Regions from separate parts of the Homo sapiens genome. Here region 2 is linked to region 1. The links are chromatin loops, found by intact Hi-C in ENCODE. Cell type or tissue: GM12878. All regions are shown on one strand.

Region 1 (8,000 bases):
AGCAGACAGTCCCAGCTGAGCCCTGGCCAGAACTTCCAATACTATGTTGGATAGGAGTGGTGACAGAGGGCATCCTTGTCTTATACCGGTTTTCAAAGGGAATGCTTCCAGCTTTTGCCCATTCAATATGATAGTGGCTGTGGGTTTGTTACAAATAGCTCTTATTATTTTGAGATATGTTCCATCAATATCTAGTTTATTGAGAGTTTTTAACATGAAGGGATGTTGAATTATATCAAAGGCCTTTTTCTGCATCTATTGGGATAATCATGTGGTTTCTGTCTTTGGTTCTGTTCATGTGATGGATTATGTTTACTGATTTGTGTATGTTGAACCAGCCTTCATCCCAGGGATGAAGCCTACTTGATTGTGGTGGATAAATTTTTTGATGTGCTGCTAGATTTGGTTTGCCAGTATTTTCTGATTTTTACTTCGATGTTCATCAGGGATATTGACCTGAAGTTTTCTTTTTTTGTTGTGTTTCTGCCAGGCTTTGATATCAGGATGATGGTGGCTACATAAAATGAGTTAGGGAGGAGTCCCTTTTTTCCAATTGTTTGGAATAGTTTTAGAAGGAATGGTACCAGCTCCTTTTTGTAACTGGTGGAATTCAGCTGTGAATCTGTCTGGTCCTGGGCTTTTATTGGTTGGTAGGTTATTAATTACTGCTTTAATTTCAGAATTTGTATTTTGTCTTTTCAGGGATTTGACTTCTTCCTGGTTTAGTCCTGGGAGGGTGTATGTGTCCAGGAATTTATCCATAGATTCTATATTTTCTAGTTTATTTGCGTAGAGGTGTTTATAGGATTCTCTAAAGGTAGTTTTTATTTCTATGTGGTCAGTAGTAATATCCCCTTTATCATTTTTTATTGTGTCTATTTGATTCTTCTCTCTCTTATTCCTTATTAGTCTAGATAGTGGCCTACCTATTTTGTTAATTTTTCAAAAAATCAGCTCCTGGATTCATTGATTTTTTGGTGGGTTTTTCATGTCTCTATCTCCTTCAATTTTGCTTTAATCTTAATTACTTCTTGTCTTTTGCTAGCTTTTGGATTAGTTTACTCTTGCTTCTCTAGCTGTTTTGTGATGCTAGGGTGTCAATTTGAGATCAATCTAGCTTTCAGGTGTGAGCAAGTAGTGCTATAAATTTTCCTCTTAACACTGCTTTAGTTGTTTCCCAGAGATTCTGGTACATTGTCTGTTTGTTCTAACTGGTTTCTAAGAACTCTTGATTTCTGCCTTAATTTCATTATTTACCCCAGATTCATTCAGGAGCAGGTTGTTCAATTTCCATGTAATTGTGTGGTTTTGAGTGAGTTTCTTAATCCTGAGTTCTAATTTGATTGCACTGTGGTCTGACAGACTGTTATGATTTCCATTCTTTTGCATTTGCTGAGGAGTGTTTTACTTCCAATTATGTGTTCCACTTTAGAATAAGTGCCATGTGGCATTGAGAAAAATGTATATTCTGTTGATTTTGGGTAGAGAGTTCTGTAGGCGTCTACTGGATCCACTTGATCCAGAGCTGAGTTCAAGCCCTGAATATCCTTGTTAATTTTCTGTCTCCTTCATCTGTCTAATATTGACAGTGGGGTGTTAAAGTCTCCCACCATTATTGTATGAGAGTCTAAGTCTCTTCTTAGTTTTAAGAACTTGTTTTATGAATCTGGGTGCTCCTGTATTGGGTGCATATATACTTAGGATAGTGAGCTCTTGTTGTTGAATTTTTCCCTTTACCATTATGTAATACCCTTTTTCGTCTATTTTGATCTTTGTTGGTTTAAAGTCTGTTTTATTTGAGATTAGGATTGCAACCCCTGCTTTTTTTTTTTTTTTTTTTTGCTTTCCATTTTCTTGGTAAATTTTCCTCCAACCCTTTATTTTGAGCCAATGTGTGTGTCTTTGCACATGAGATGGTTCTCCTGGATATAGCACACTGATGGGTCTTGAATCTTTATCCAATTTGCCAGTCTATGTCTTTTACTTTGGGCATTTAGCCCATTTACATTTAAGGTTATTATTATTATGTGTGAATTTGATCCTGTCATCATGATGCTATCTCATCATTCTGCACACTAGTTGATGCAGTTTCTTCATAGTGTCATTGGTCTTTATATTTTGGTGTGTTTTGCAGTGACTGGTACCAACTTTTCCTTTCCATATTTAGTGTTTTTTTCAGGAGCTCTTGTAAGGCAGGCCTGATGGTAACAAAATCACTCAGCATTTGCTTGTCTGAAAGGATTTTATTTCTCCTTCACTTATGAAGCTTAGTTTGGCTGTATATAAAATTCTAGGTTGAAAATTTTTTTTTTAAGAATGTTAATATTGGCCCCCAATCTCTTCTGGCTTGTACAGTTTCTCCTGAGATATCTGCTGTTAGTCTGATGGGCTTCCCTTAGTAGGTGACCTGGCCTTACTCTCTGGCTGGCTTTAACTGTTTGTTCTTCATTTTGACCTTGGAGAATCTGATGATTATGCATTCCGGTCTGATCTTCTCATGGAATATCTTAATGGTGTTCTCTGTATTTCCTGAATTGGCATCTTGGCCTTTCTTGCTAGTTTGGGGATGTTCTCTTGGATAATATCCTGAACTGTGTTTTCCAGCTTGTTTCCATTCTCCCTGTCTCCTCTGGTACTCCAATCAGTTGTAGGTTCAGTCTTTTTATGGAGTCCTGTATTTCTTGGAGGCTTTGTTCATTCCTTTTCATTCTTTTTTTTCTCTAGTTTTGTCTGCATGCCTTATTTCAGCAAAGTGGTCTTCAAACTCTGATATCCTTTCTTCCTCTTGGTCGATTCAGCTATTGATACTTGTGTATGCTTCACAAAGTTCTCGTGCTGTGTTTTTCAGCTCTGTCAGCTGGTTTATGTTGCTCTCTAAACTGGTTATTCTAGTTAGCAATTCCTTGAACTTTTTAATCAATGTTCTTAGTTTATTTGCATGGGGTTAGGATATGTTCCTTTAGCTCTGTGTAGTTTTTTATTACCCATCTTCTGAAGCCTACTTTTGTCAATGCATCCATCTCATCCTCCATCCTGTTCTGTGCCCTTGGTGGAGAAATGTTGTGATCATTTACAAGAGAAGAGGCACTCTGGCCTTCTGGGTTTTCAGCATTCTTTTGTTGATTCTTTCTCATCTTCATGAGTTTGTCTAGTTTCAGTCTTTGAGGCTGCTGACCCGTGAATGGGGTTTTTGTGGGGGCTTTTTGTTGTTGTTGTTGTGGTTGATGCTCCTGTTGTTGCTTTCTGTTTTTTTTTTTCCCCCCAGTGGTCAGTTCCCTCTTCTGTAGGGCTGCTGTAGTTTACTGGGGGTTCAGTTCAGGCCCTATTAATCTGATTTGCTCCTGTGCCTAGAGATGTCACTCAAGGAGGCTGGAAAACAGCAATGATGGGTGCCTGCTCCTTCTTCTGGCATCTTTGACCTAGAGGGGCACCAACCTGATGCCAGCAGGATTGCTCCTGTATAGGGTGTCTGACAACTCCGATTGGTGGGTCTCACCCAGTTGGGTAGCACAGGGAACAGGACCTGTTTAATGAAGAACTTTGTCCTTTAGTGGAGAGGGTATGATTCACTGGGGAGAAACACACTTATCTGTGCTGCCTGGATTTCTCAGAACTACCAGGATGAGAGGCTAAGTCTGCTGCTCCATAGAGACTGTGGCCACCCCTCCCCCTAAGGGCTCGGGCCCAGGGAGATCCAGATTCTGTCCCTGAACCTCTCTGGCTGGAGTTATTGGAGTTCCTGCAGGGAAGCCCTGCCCAATGAGGAAGGATGGGTCAGGGTTAAGCCTGAAGAGGCACTCTGGCCACAGACTGCCACAGCTGCAGTGTTGGGCTGTGGGGGACAAGTCTTAGGACCAAGGAATCCAGCCTCTCTGGCTCCAGCAGGGGAAAAGCACAGCCTGGGGCTATAGAGATGGGTGCCGCCCTTCCCCCACCTAGGGAGCTTAGCGTGTTTGGCGGTTGCCAGTCCTAGTGCTGGCTGCTGCCCCTCCCCCAAGGAGCTCAAAGTGCTTAGACAGCAGGCAGCCGAAGTGCGGTGCTGGTTGTCTCTCCCTGTGGGAGTTCCATAGGCTTAAGCAGATTCCAGCTGAGCGGCTGTTAAGAGTCTGTGCATTCTGGAGTTGGGACGCTAGTCCCCAGTGGCATGGATTCGCGAGTGAGATCTTCTGATCCGTGAGTTGCAGAGTTCTGTGGAAAAAGCACAGTTTCCTCAGCTGGGTAGCACGCTCTCTCACCACTTCCCTTGGCTGGGGGGAGGAGGTTCCCCGTCCCCCATGTAGCTCTCAGGTTGGCCACTGTACCACACTGTTGTTGCTTCATCCTGTGGGTCACGCCAGCCTCCTAGTCAGTTCTGATGAGAGAACCTGTATGCCTTTGTTGCTGGTGAAGGATTCACATGCTTATTATGTTTTTTTTCCGATGGAGCCAACGAACACCGCTGTTTTTAGTAGGCCATCTTGGCCCTGCCCCCCAAGAAATGTTTACATCTAATAGCAATTTATAGTTTTATTTAAAAAGGCAAAAATTACTTCTTCCAAAAGATAATGCAGTTATTAATATTAGGTAAGGTAATCAATAATATATTGTCTAAACTGGGACATTTCAGAGAGTGAAAGGAGATGCTATTAATAATTATGCCCAGGGAACAGGCATAAACTAGGACTGTCCCAGGAAAATCTGGAATATGATCTCCTTAATTTGATGGAGAGTGACCCTTTCAAAGGTAACTAAATCTGGATTAGCCTCTAAGCCCATCCAGAAATGAGGACAACTCTTAAAATATTATATTACAAATTGAGATGGAAACTATAGAAGAGAGGAAATGCTGGTAGACATGGCACCATTAGACTCCTGTCTTAAAATAAAGTTGTAAATTCTGGTATTTGTGGAGAACAATTTCTAGAGAATTTAAACAGAGTGGCTAACAGAACACTCAAATCATGAGCAAGGTTAAAATAAGTATCATATGAGTTTGTTGTATAACTCACTCATATTAATTACTGAACACTCAATACACATATGCCTCACCTTTGTGCCTAGGAAAACAATGCTGACAATTTACTTTATTCTTAGGAGTACTTGTGTGTGTGAGTGTGTTGGTGATTGTGAGGTAGGAGGCACAACACTGGAGGTGGGACTCAGATAGAGTACCAAATTGAGGACTGGCTAAAACAGGTGAGGGGGGTAAGCACCTCTTCAAAAGACATGGCACACTCCTCAAGTGTTCCATGCCAGTTTACTGTTGCCATGGCAACACCAGGAGTTACCACCCCTTTCCTTCCATGGCAATGACCTGACAACCTGGAAGTTAGCACCTTCATCCTAGGAATTTCTGCATAAACTGCCCTTTAACTTGCATATCATCAAAAGTGCATATGAATATGAGTGCAGAACTGCCTCTGAGCTGCTGCTCTGGGCACAGTGTCTGTGGGGTAGAGCTGCCGAAGAGAGAACGGCTCCTCTGCTGCTGCTGTACCCAACTGCTTCAATAAAAGTTGTTTAACACCAACAGCTCAGCCTTGAATTCTTTTCTGGACAAAGCCATGAACCGTCCTGGGCTAAGCCCCAATTTGGGGGCTTGCCTGACCTGCATCAATTGTACCAAATAATCAATAGTTGATGTCAATTTTGGCTGCCCCCAAACAAAGACCAGTGCTTCTCAAACATTAGCTTGCATAAGAATCACACAAATAATTTGTCAGAATATAGGTTGCCACTCCCATGTTTCATCTATAGATTCTGACTCAGCAATTCAGAAGTGGGATCTGAGATTCTCATTTTCCAACAAGCTCCTGATTGATGCTGCTGGTGGTCTACGACTGCTCTTGGAAAAGCACTGCAGACCAGTAATTGTCAATCTGCACCACACATTGTAATCATCTGGGGAGCATCCAAAAACACTGATACTCAGAACCCAACCACAAAGATTTTGATTTCATTGGTTTGTGATGGGACTCATCATTGGTATATTTTTAATTTTCCCCAGATGATTCTAATGTACTGCCAGGATTGAGATCCACTGTCTTTTTCTTTCCCTTTCACTTCAACATAAATAATTTGAAATATCTATCATCTCCAATAGACTGTAAGATCCCTGAGGATGAGTACCATATCTGTTGGTTTTCCTACTTTATTCCTAGAATAGCTGTCTCAGATCTCATTAGTATCTGTTGCATATTTGTCATTAATGACCAATGTTCCTCTATGGTACTTTCATAAACATGATATGGATGTTGGTGTCTTCACTTGCTTACCTCTGTGGATGTTGCAGTGATCCAGAAACAATATCTTTCTTAAATATTTGTATCCGTAAAATACTAGTGTATAACAAACTACCTCAAAACTCAGGCACTCAGAACAATGAGTATCTTTCATTGCTCATGCATTTCCATGCATCAGGTGGTTCTGCTGGCCTTAGACAAGCTCACTCATGCATCTGTGGTCAGCTGTGGGTTGGGAGGCAGCTATGCTGATATTGGCTGGGCTCCCTCACATGTTTAGGGGTCTAGACTGGTTTATATTGTTCTTGGCTGAGGCTGCTAAAGTCTCCATGTGCCTCTCAACTTCCAACAGGCTGGCCTGGGCTGGTTCACGTGGTAGCTGTGGAAGCTTCTATGACAGATAGGAAAAGCATGAAGTCTCTTGAAGCCTAGAAAAGACCTCCCATTATTTCTGCCACATTCTATTGGCAAAAACAAGTCACAAGGCAGTCCAGATTCAAACAGTGAGGGAAATGGGCTTCAATTATTGGTGAGAAGAGTTTCAGAGTCTTGGTGCAAAAGGTTGGGATAGAGAAAAGTCATGAATAGGACTAGAAATGGCGTCAATCTACCACAGCCTCTAAGGCAAACTCCCCAAACCCCAGACCTCTTCTCTCATTCCAGCTTTAGAAAAATTGCCAATATGTCTAATGGAAAAGCAAGTTGATTTCAGCTCAGTTTGCTGGCTTAAGCTATTTAGTAAATGAAAGGCTCATAGGATTTAGTTTCTAATATTTGAAAGCTGAGGAGGTGAAAATGTCTAAAGAAAAATAAAGTTGCAGTTGATGTTTATTTTTATTTAAGAATAGGTTGTAAATTATTGGTGGGAAACTTGGATCAGTGAACATGATGAATGACTCATTGCCAAATGTAGCAAAGATTACAACATGAAAAAGATTGAAATCTAGGAAATTAAAAGAAAATGTACTGTGAAAGTTAACTATAGTTAAATAATTTGACATTTATTCTCATTGGTTCCCACCTTTCTTGTAACTGTATAATAAGCAGGGATTGCAGTAGGGACTTGAAAAGAAAAGCGCTCCTAATACCCAAAGATAAAGATTCAATGTAAACCTGAGGCCAAACCTCTGGGTTTCTTTCTAAATTATCCTGACTGGTGTGCTTTCTTTGGAAGGTGGAATGCCCACCTTCCCTGCTAAAGACCTCTCTTGACTGCCAAAAGTTGCGAGAAACCTATGGTTAAGAAACTTAGAATCTGTGCTCCTGGAGGAAATAGTTTCTGGGACACATGAGAGCAAACCACATGAGTTCAAAGGTTCTTCCTTATACAGTAATAAACATTTGATCGACTGGTTTTACAAGACAGATCCCACTCTGCCCTTGGGGTTTCTCATTACTAGGCTTTTTGGCTTCAAGATCCCAAGCCTTTTCTAAATTTAAAGTGCTTGTCTTTATTACTTGTATTTCAACCTGTTTTAAAATTGTCTATTAAAGATGTCATTTATTTTTTAAAAAATCCTCCCTCTGCCCACTCCCCATCTCCCATGATCTACACTCACAACACACACACAGGCAGGCATAAAACTAAGGGCAACTTCTAAGAGGCAGAGAGAGGAGTTTACCTGGGGGTGAGAGTTTTCTCCTCATGAAGGGGCCTGAGATACCAGCTGGAGCTGACCAAAATCCCTCTTTCAAGGAAGCCCGTTTGTTCCTTTCCAAAGATATTGTTTATGTAACTCTTTAATTACAGCATAATCAAATCACAAGTATTTTGCCATG
Region 2 (8,000 bases), 75 kb after region 1:
TAATTGCGTAGTTTGAAACACAAACGTTTTTAATTTTGATGAAGTCTAGTTTACCTATTTTTTCTATTGACACTTTGGTGTCATATATAAGAAAGCACTGTCTGATCTAACTTCACAATTTACACCTATGTGTTATTCTCATAGTTTTATAGTTTTAGCTCTTATAGTTAGGTCTGTGATTCACTTTGAGTTATTTGTGCATATAGTGTAAGATAGGCACCCAAATTCATTATTTTGCATGTAGATATCCAGTTGTACCAGCATAATTTGTTGAAAAGGCTCTTATTTCTCCAACAAATTGCTTGCTCACTTTGTTGATAATCGATTGACTATAAATGTTAGTTTATTTCTGGTCTGTCAATTCTGTTCTATTGATTCATATGTCTATCCTCATGTCAATACCATAGAGTCTTAGTTACTATAGCTTTGTAGTAAGCTTTGAAATTGGAAAATGTATGTCTTTCAAATTTCTTTCGTGTTTTGGAAGGTTGTTTTGTGTATTTGGAGTCCTCTACATTTCCATATGAATTTTAGGGTCAGTTTGTCAATTTCTAAAAAAAATAAAAATAAAAAAAGAAAAAGCCAGTTGAGATTTCAATAGGAATTGTGTTGAATCTGTAGATCAATATGAAGATTAAATCATGTTGTAAGATCTACCTTGTTCCATTATTAATAATAAGTCACTAAAGTCTTTAACTTGTGTTCATTTACATGTTTATAAAAGTTATGATTTTATGTCTTCATGAAAATTATTTTTAATACCAGATAAATATTAGAGTATCACACAGCTCATCTCTAGACTCACAGCAATCCTTAGTCCATATTTTTTTCCTGAGCTACTTCATTTACACCCACAGCTTCAATTAGCCTCAATCCATGACATCAGTTCCTCCCATATATTTTTTTTCTCTATCTAAAACCTTATTGTCTAAGCTCCAAACACAGACACTTAATTTTACGTGCCTATTCAACATTTCCACTTACATATCTCAAAGGCACTTCTAGCTCAACAGGATTGAGCTTGAATTTATTCCTTTAACCAATGGCTTAGGCCTTGTTCTACTGTTGATCTCTATATCATTAAAGGAGGACATCTTCTATCTAGTTGCACAGCTGGATAACTAAGAATCATCCCTTACTTCCCCTTCTCTCTGCTTCCTCTCCCACCAAATTCACCTTTAAAATATCTCCCAAACCACTTTAGCTCTCCTGAAGTGGAGAGCTTCTGACATCCCTTCCCAATTCAAGATACTATCCCCTGTTACCTAGTCCACTGCAGTAGTTTTCTAACTGGTTTTCTGACATCCACCGTAGCTACCTTTGCTCTATCCTCACTGTAGGTTACATTTCAAAAATCAAGTCTGATTATGTTAGCATGATGAAAAACTTGCCACGGCTTCTTGTTTCTCTTAAGGTAGGGCTTTAATTTTTTTTCTACAGTCTATGGGGTCATATAGGACTTGGCTCTTTTCAGCCCTCTCTTATACTATTTTTCTACCAAGTACCTTGAAATTAATTCATTTTATTAGATACACAATTATCCCTTTTGCGTATCCGTTCCCTCTATCTGAACCACATTTTATCCAAATTCCATCTACTTAAATCCTTTTTATCTATCATATATCTGGTAATTTTTATAGGAAAGAATTCCCTGATTCACCTCCCAGGAAAAGTTTTGTGATATACTTTTAAAGATAAAGAGAAAATGTCCCTTTCCTCAGGGCACCTATAAATTGTAATACTAGTCATTTTGGTGAGTAGTTTATTACTGCCCATCTCCCTACTAGACTATAGTCTTTGTGAAATCAGATATCCAGTCTGTGTTGATTACCCTTGCATAATGGCCAGACATCACCCTTCTCTTGAAATAAGGCATGAAACCAACTTAAGCTAGAAAAAAAAAAAAAAAAGAACTCTTATAACTGAAAAGCCTCAGGGATTCAAGTCCCAGGTTCAGGTTAGTCAGGATTAAGGCACCCAAATGGTGCTTTCTCCTCATCTCTTGGCTCTGCACTTTTCCCATCTGCACTTCATTCTCAAGAAATCCCTTGCCATGTTTCAGAAAGATGGCTAGCAGCAGTCTAGGTTTAAGTTCCATCACCTTAGCTATCCTAACAAAAAATGCTTTTCTTTTCTAATAGTTTCAGAGAAAAAGAAAAAGTTCCTTGCCTAATACTCAATGATATGGATTGGTTCACATCCATATCACTGAACCAATTTATGTGGCCAGGAATGTTGACTGCCTCCAGATCCACAGGACAGAATTAGGCCCACTCAGCTGAGATGGCGCCACTGCACTCCAGCCTGGGCGATAGAGTGAGACTCCATCTTAAAAAAAAAAAAGAATTAGGCCCACTCAATCCACATGAACCAGGGTTTCAGGAAAAGAGGCTCTCCAAAGCAAAACGAAAGGAAATGAGTGTTTAATAGAAAATGCACCAGCAACTCTTCAGTCCCTACCATGCAGTGTCTGTCGTATAACTTTTGCCTAATAAATATTAGCTGAATGAATAAAGCAAATCAAGCACAGTTGCTGTCACAAGAGCAGGTGATGAAAAGGAAGAGGATGATGGAGCCGCTTGCTTGAATGAAGGAACTTGGTCTTGAATCCCATTTCCATCATTTACCACCTGGGCACTATAGGTAAGTTACTTAAATACCTTGATCTTCAGTTTTTTTTTCACCTATTGAATTGTGATACTGATCCCTAACCACCAGGGATTTTGTGAGACACATGTATTAACAAATATAAAGCGTCTACATTTGGGTTGGCAGAGAACAAGCCCACAAAAGTTTTTCATTCTTTCCTTTCTCCTTCTACTTCCCAACTTCGGCACTGCCTATGAGTCAATTCTTCCCGCTTTGTGTTTTGAGATGGGAGCTACATTTGTTTGGATTCTGGAGCACTATTTCCCCAATGTTTTTCTATGGAAATCTGAACAACTGCCAATCAGACAGGTAAAACGAGAGAGAGAGGGAGAGACAGAGAGAGACAGAGAGAGAAAGGAGAGGGAAGAGGACTGAATTTGAGAAAAAAATGGGGGAAATCAGTTATGAGTCAGGTGAGGTTGATAGATATACCACATGCTCTCCTTTCTACACCACCCAGAGGAAGCTTGAGCCAATAATATCCTTTCTATTCAGCTCACACCTGCTTCTCAGGGAGCTGCAGTGCAGTTAGCACAATGAACTTGGCTGTATTGTTCTGTGCTATTTCCTCCTGCCCTAGCCTGAAACCGCATTTCAATCAATTGCTAATGTCAGCGTGGGAGTCATAATCCTGGTTTAGAGCTGCTGCAAGTTACCACATCTCCATGGGTCAGAAAAGGAGTTTGACTGTTGAAGGGTGTATACCTGAGAGACACAAAGCTTTCTGTTTCCTCCCAGGCAATGAGCTACAGCAAGATCCAACCCAATCAGTCTCATAAAATACCTTCCTTCTTGCCAGGGAAGAAGTTAACTCTGCAGCTAGGACCTCTGCCAGGTTATCAAGATATCTGGAAATTAATGTACCCCCAATTCTTGTTACCTTTCTTTGCATAGAAATCTAGCCTAACATCCACACCTTACAGAGGTATGTCTAAAACTGAAATGGCTTTTTAAAATTTGAATTTTGAGGTTGCATCAAGCATGGAATATGTATTTCTATGCCACATTATCGAACATGTCACCATGAAAATAGTTAGTGGTATGATAAAGAGCTCCAAGGAGAGCTCTGAATGATGTTTGGAGACAGTACGAATGAAGATCTAATTCCCAAGTGACATGGCATTACCATACCCATGAGATGTGTCAAAGTGCATCAGCATTTTCAGTGTGATATTATGTGCTTGTCAGTTAGTTTCAGTTTTATCTCTAGTGATAGTCAATTATCCTAATCAAAAATGCAGATCCCAGGGGTGCTGGGTTGGCACTAATCACAGAGTGCCAGACTGCAGGGGCAGCTGCCACAAGCTCATCTCTTACCTCTATCTTGATCGTGGCTTTTCTAGTCAGTAAACTGAATGTGAGAAATATTGGTGAAAGCAAGTGGCTTGTTGACAAGCAAGGTGAGTACCAGAAATGGGCAAAATTGAAGACTATAGATATATTAGATACATTCCCAATCATACATAAACAGAGAATTTGAATTCATTGAGTATAAATAGAGGGCTCAGTTGCTAAGTGATGCTGTATCCAGCCATTAGTTTTAGAGGATACCTGAGCCCAATTCCAGAAGAAAAGATCTCTGGAATGTTATGTCTCCCTGAAATGAACTAACATGCAAGTAGTGGTTGGGGCACCTACAAGAACAGAGAGCTGGAATGTCATCAAATTTATAGACAAGTTTTATGAACTGCTTTTATAAATTAATGTCCACATGTGTGATGAAATTTGGTTTAAGGCCTGATTTTATTATATAGCCTGGCAGTGAAGTTGTGGGAGAGTAACTAACACTCACTTACCTCGAACTCTTTTTAGTGGCTGCCACCATCTACCCAAATAACCTAAAGTAGGGCATAATTAATTTAGTTCAGTTAATAACACATGGTTTTTAGGAAATGTGTGCCATTTTTATTTTTCACCCATCTTCATTTGATTGCATCAGCTATTCCTGAGTCTTAGAATATTAATTCAGTAGTACAGTTGGCCTAGACATTATAACGATTAGGATGATAATTATAATATAAGAAACAACTGATGTTTGTACAAAAGCCGTCAAGATCGCAAAACATTTTGTCCACACATTTATGAACACATACAATAAAGAGAACTGAAGTCAATCACTAATGGCCACATTTATTCTCCTCACAGCACACGACGTTCTGGTGTTAAGGAGAATATTTTTCATTTGGCAGAACATTGGTCTAGGTGGCTAGGGTACAAGGAGAAGCAAGGCCAGGTATGCAGGGCTTTTTCAAGCCTTTGTTGGCTCCACAGTTGTTAATATCTCATTGTCCAAAGCAAGGCATGTGGCTAGGCCAAGAGCCACATCGAGATGTTTTTACACAGTCACATTTGCTGGCTAGATGCAGTCAGGGCAACTTTGCAGCCATAGAAGGTGTGGCCCCAAGGTGGAAATAGCCTGGGCCTTGAGTTGCCATGGGCAGGAGAGACGCCCAGGAGTGCTGTCCAAACTGCGTCACACTGTGAAGTGAGCAAAAAGTATTCTCCTACTGTAGTAAGTCCTAGACACTCATTCTTTATCGTTGTGGTGTTTTTTTGTTTTTTTGTTTTTGTTTTTGTTTTGCCTATTTTTCTGTAACCGCAGCCTAGTTAAGCCTATTTTGACAAATACAGAAATTGTAAAATTTCCCTCTTGAATGTCTCTTCGAGATTGTGACAGAGCTTTGTGGTATAGTTGCTGGTCTCTAATTGTGTCTGTTTGTTTAGAGTTATACTTTTGCTCAGTAAATTGATATATCGTAGTATAAAATCATGAGATTTATAATAAAAAGGTGTGTGTTTGAGTCTTAGGTCTGCTACTTCATAAGCTGTGTGATGTTGAATAGTTGTTTTGCCTCTCTAAGAAATGTCTTTTTCTAGAAAGCTCAGCCAATAACACCTACTTTAACATGGTTACTATAAGGCCATGAAAAGCATAGGTGAAAATGGCTGTAAATTTTTCTCTTTAATGGTAAAGTACCTTGAAAATAGTAATTCTTATTAGTAGTCAGTTGGTGGTTGCAAAATATAATGGGAAATAAATACTGAGTTTTTATAATTCTGGGAACACATCCCTTATATTTGCCCAATTCGAGTGTACTGGACTCGAGTAACAATTTTATACCCAGGATTGCAGCTTCTGTGGTTCCCAGATATAGGACAAACTCCTGCATTAAGTGCTTGTCCCATATAAGCAAAGGCCAAAAGCTTCCTTCAATGAGGTCACAGGTACTTTCATATTGAGACCAATTTCTACATTATCCCCACCCCATCACCAACTTCCTCTGCATGCTCATACCAAACCTCCCAGGGTTCTCAGGTCTGTTCAGTTTCTGCACAGAACTTCCCTCGGACTGGAATATTCCCACTTCCTTTCCAGGCCACCGGCCCCTGCCCATCCTGGGATGGCAAGCTGCTCCTTAATACTGAAGACATAGGCTTCCAACCTTGCATTTTTGGGAAAGCCTCAGCTGTCTCTCCTCCCACCCTCCAGGCAGACTTACTCATTCTCTTACTGGGCTGGAACAGGGCCTTATACATTCTTCTTATAATACTTCATTGATTTTGTTTACATGTCTGTCTCCTCAACAAGATGCTGAGCTCTTGGAAACAAGGCTGTGTTATTCATCTCCACCCTCAGCACCTAGCCCGATTCCTGAGATGTTAACAAAAGCATATGGGTACCCAGAGAAACTTCCTTGAGTGTCATATCATGTATTAGGAAAATTGGTAGCTTAGATTTACTATAAGTGAACCATCTCTTCTGTGAGGGTTTTTGAAGTGTGTTTGAAATTCTAATTTTACTACCAGATAAAGAAAATACATTTCCCTAAGAACTTAATAAAAATGCAGAGTTGAGATTTCCTACCTCAGATCTAAGGAATTTTTGCACCTTTGGGAGAGATGCCCAGTCACTTGTACTTCCAGAAACTTCCCCAAGCAACTCTGATGCACCTCAAAGTTTGAGAACCGTCACATTAGGCCAATCTGACTTATAAATTGCTGGTTCCAATTGCTTCAAATGTTTCCTGTTGTGAAAAGGAGCAGAAACAAAGCGCCCGTTCAGAAAGCTGGCTGCCCTCTCCCCACCTGGCCTCAGGTGCCTGGGTTCTCCCTGGAGAGTTCATGTCGCCTTCCTTATCGCTCAGCAGCCTTTGATCAGGAGCTTCTTCATTCTGGCTCATTCTTTACTTCAAAGCTGGGAAACCCGATCAGCTCCTCTCTCTTCCCTCCACCCAGGGCCCAGCCAGCCCCACAGTTGGTTCGGTCACTTGGGAAGACTGGGCAGACCGGCTTCTCCTAGAGGCTAGAGGAAAATCCTTTGTGTGGCACTCCTGTCTCATTACTCCCCAACACAATTGGTGCCACAGAGAAAGGAGGAGAAGAAATAAAACCTCGTTCTAAGCCCGCCGCCATGGGTGTGAAATAACCACACTTAGGGTGCAGTTTTGGGAACAGTTTTGCAGTGTTCCGTCTCCTAATCCCTGAGGCAAGTCTTCCTGGGTTAAACAGCAAACGTGCTTTATAGAATCCAGTCACTTGGAAGTTCCAGAATGAATCTCCTTTTATGTGAGCATTAAAATTAGTTCCCAACGGCAAAGTTTACAAGGGAAGATGATAAATGATTTAGCTTTGTGAATATGGGGACAGTGATAGCCCAATTTCTTTGATAAATTATTTCATTTCAGAAGACTGGCATGTGCTAAGGTAAGATGCTGTTTTAAACCTAGTTTATCTACCCACAAGTTTCACATTTCCCCTTCGCAAAATACCCAACCTTGATGACCCAAACCTTACTTTTAAATAAGTACAAATAAATCAGAAGGGTCACTTTAAAAATGGTTTCATTGAGCTATAATTCACATACCAGAAGATTTACCGATGGAAAGCATGCACCTCAATGGTTTTTGGTATATTCACAGTGTTAAGCAATTATCACTACAATCTAAGTTTAGAATGTCCTCATCATCTCAGGAAAAAACCCTGTACCCATTAGCAGTCACTTTTCCACTTCTTCCCCCTGCACAGCCCTAGGAAACACTATTCTAACTTCTGTCTCTATAGATTTGCCTATTTGGGGCATTTTCTATAAATGGAGTCATATAATATGTGGCCTTTTGTGACTGGCTTCTTTGAATTATGATAATATTTTCAAGATATTAAAATAACGCTGCTATGATTGTTCATATACATGCTTTTCTGTGTATTATTATTATTTTTTTTTTTTTTTTTTTTTTTTTTTTTTTTGAGACGGAGTCTCGCTCTGTCGCCCAGGCTGGAGTGCAGTGGCGCGATCTCGGCTCGCTGCAAGCTCTGCCTCCTGGGTTCATGCCATTCTCCTGCCTCAGCCTCCC

The links. Peaks named below come from ENCODE experiments on the same cell type or tissue, not always from the same donor. Only the 100,000 strongest peaks of a DNase experiment are listed, where the experiment ranks them.
Region 2: it touches region 1 in a loop (2.1-fold over the local background); 1 of 110 quality-filtered maps calls a loop at or near these places.

The regions. Positions count from the first base shown.
Region 1 is chr20:11,375,706-11,383,705 of GRCh38, reverse strand. All of the region lies in intron 1 of LOC105372529 (a long non-coding RNA gene), which reads left to right. Among named protein-coding and RNA genes, the nearest start is that of LINC02871, 350 kb to the right of the region's middle. RefSeq lists an enhancer at 3,083-3,132. In GM12878, no CTCF peak of the experiment used is centred here; a DNase peak (open chromatin) is centred at 3,195; H3K27ac peaks cover 922 bases.
Region 2 is chr20:11,300,793-11,308,792 of GRCh38, reverse strand. No RefSeq gene overlaps it. Among named protein-coding and RNA genes, the nearest start is that of LINC02871, 280 kb to the right of the region's middle. In GM12878, no CTCF peak of the experiment used is centred here; a DNase peak (open chromatin) is centred at 3,262.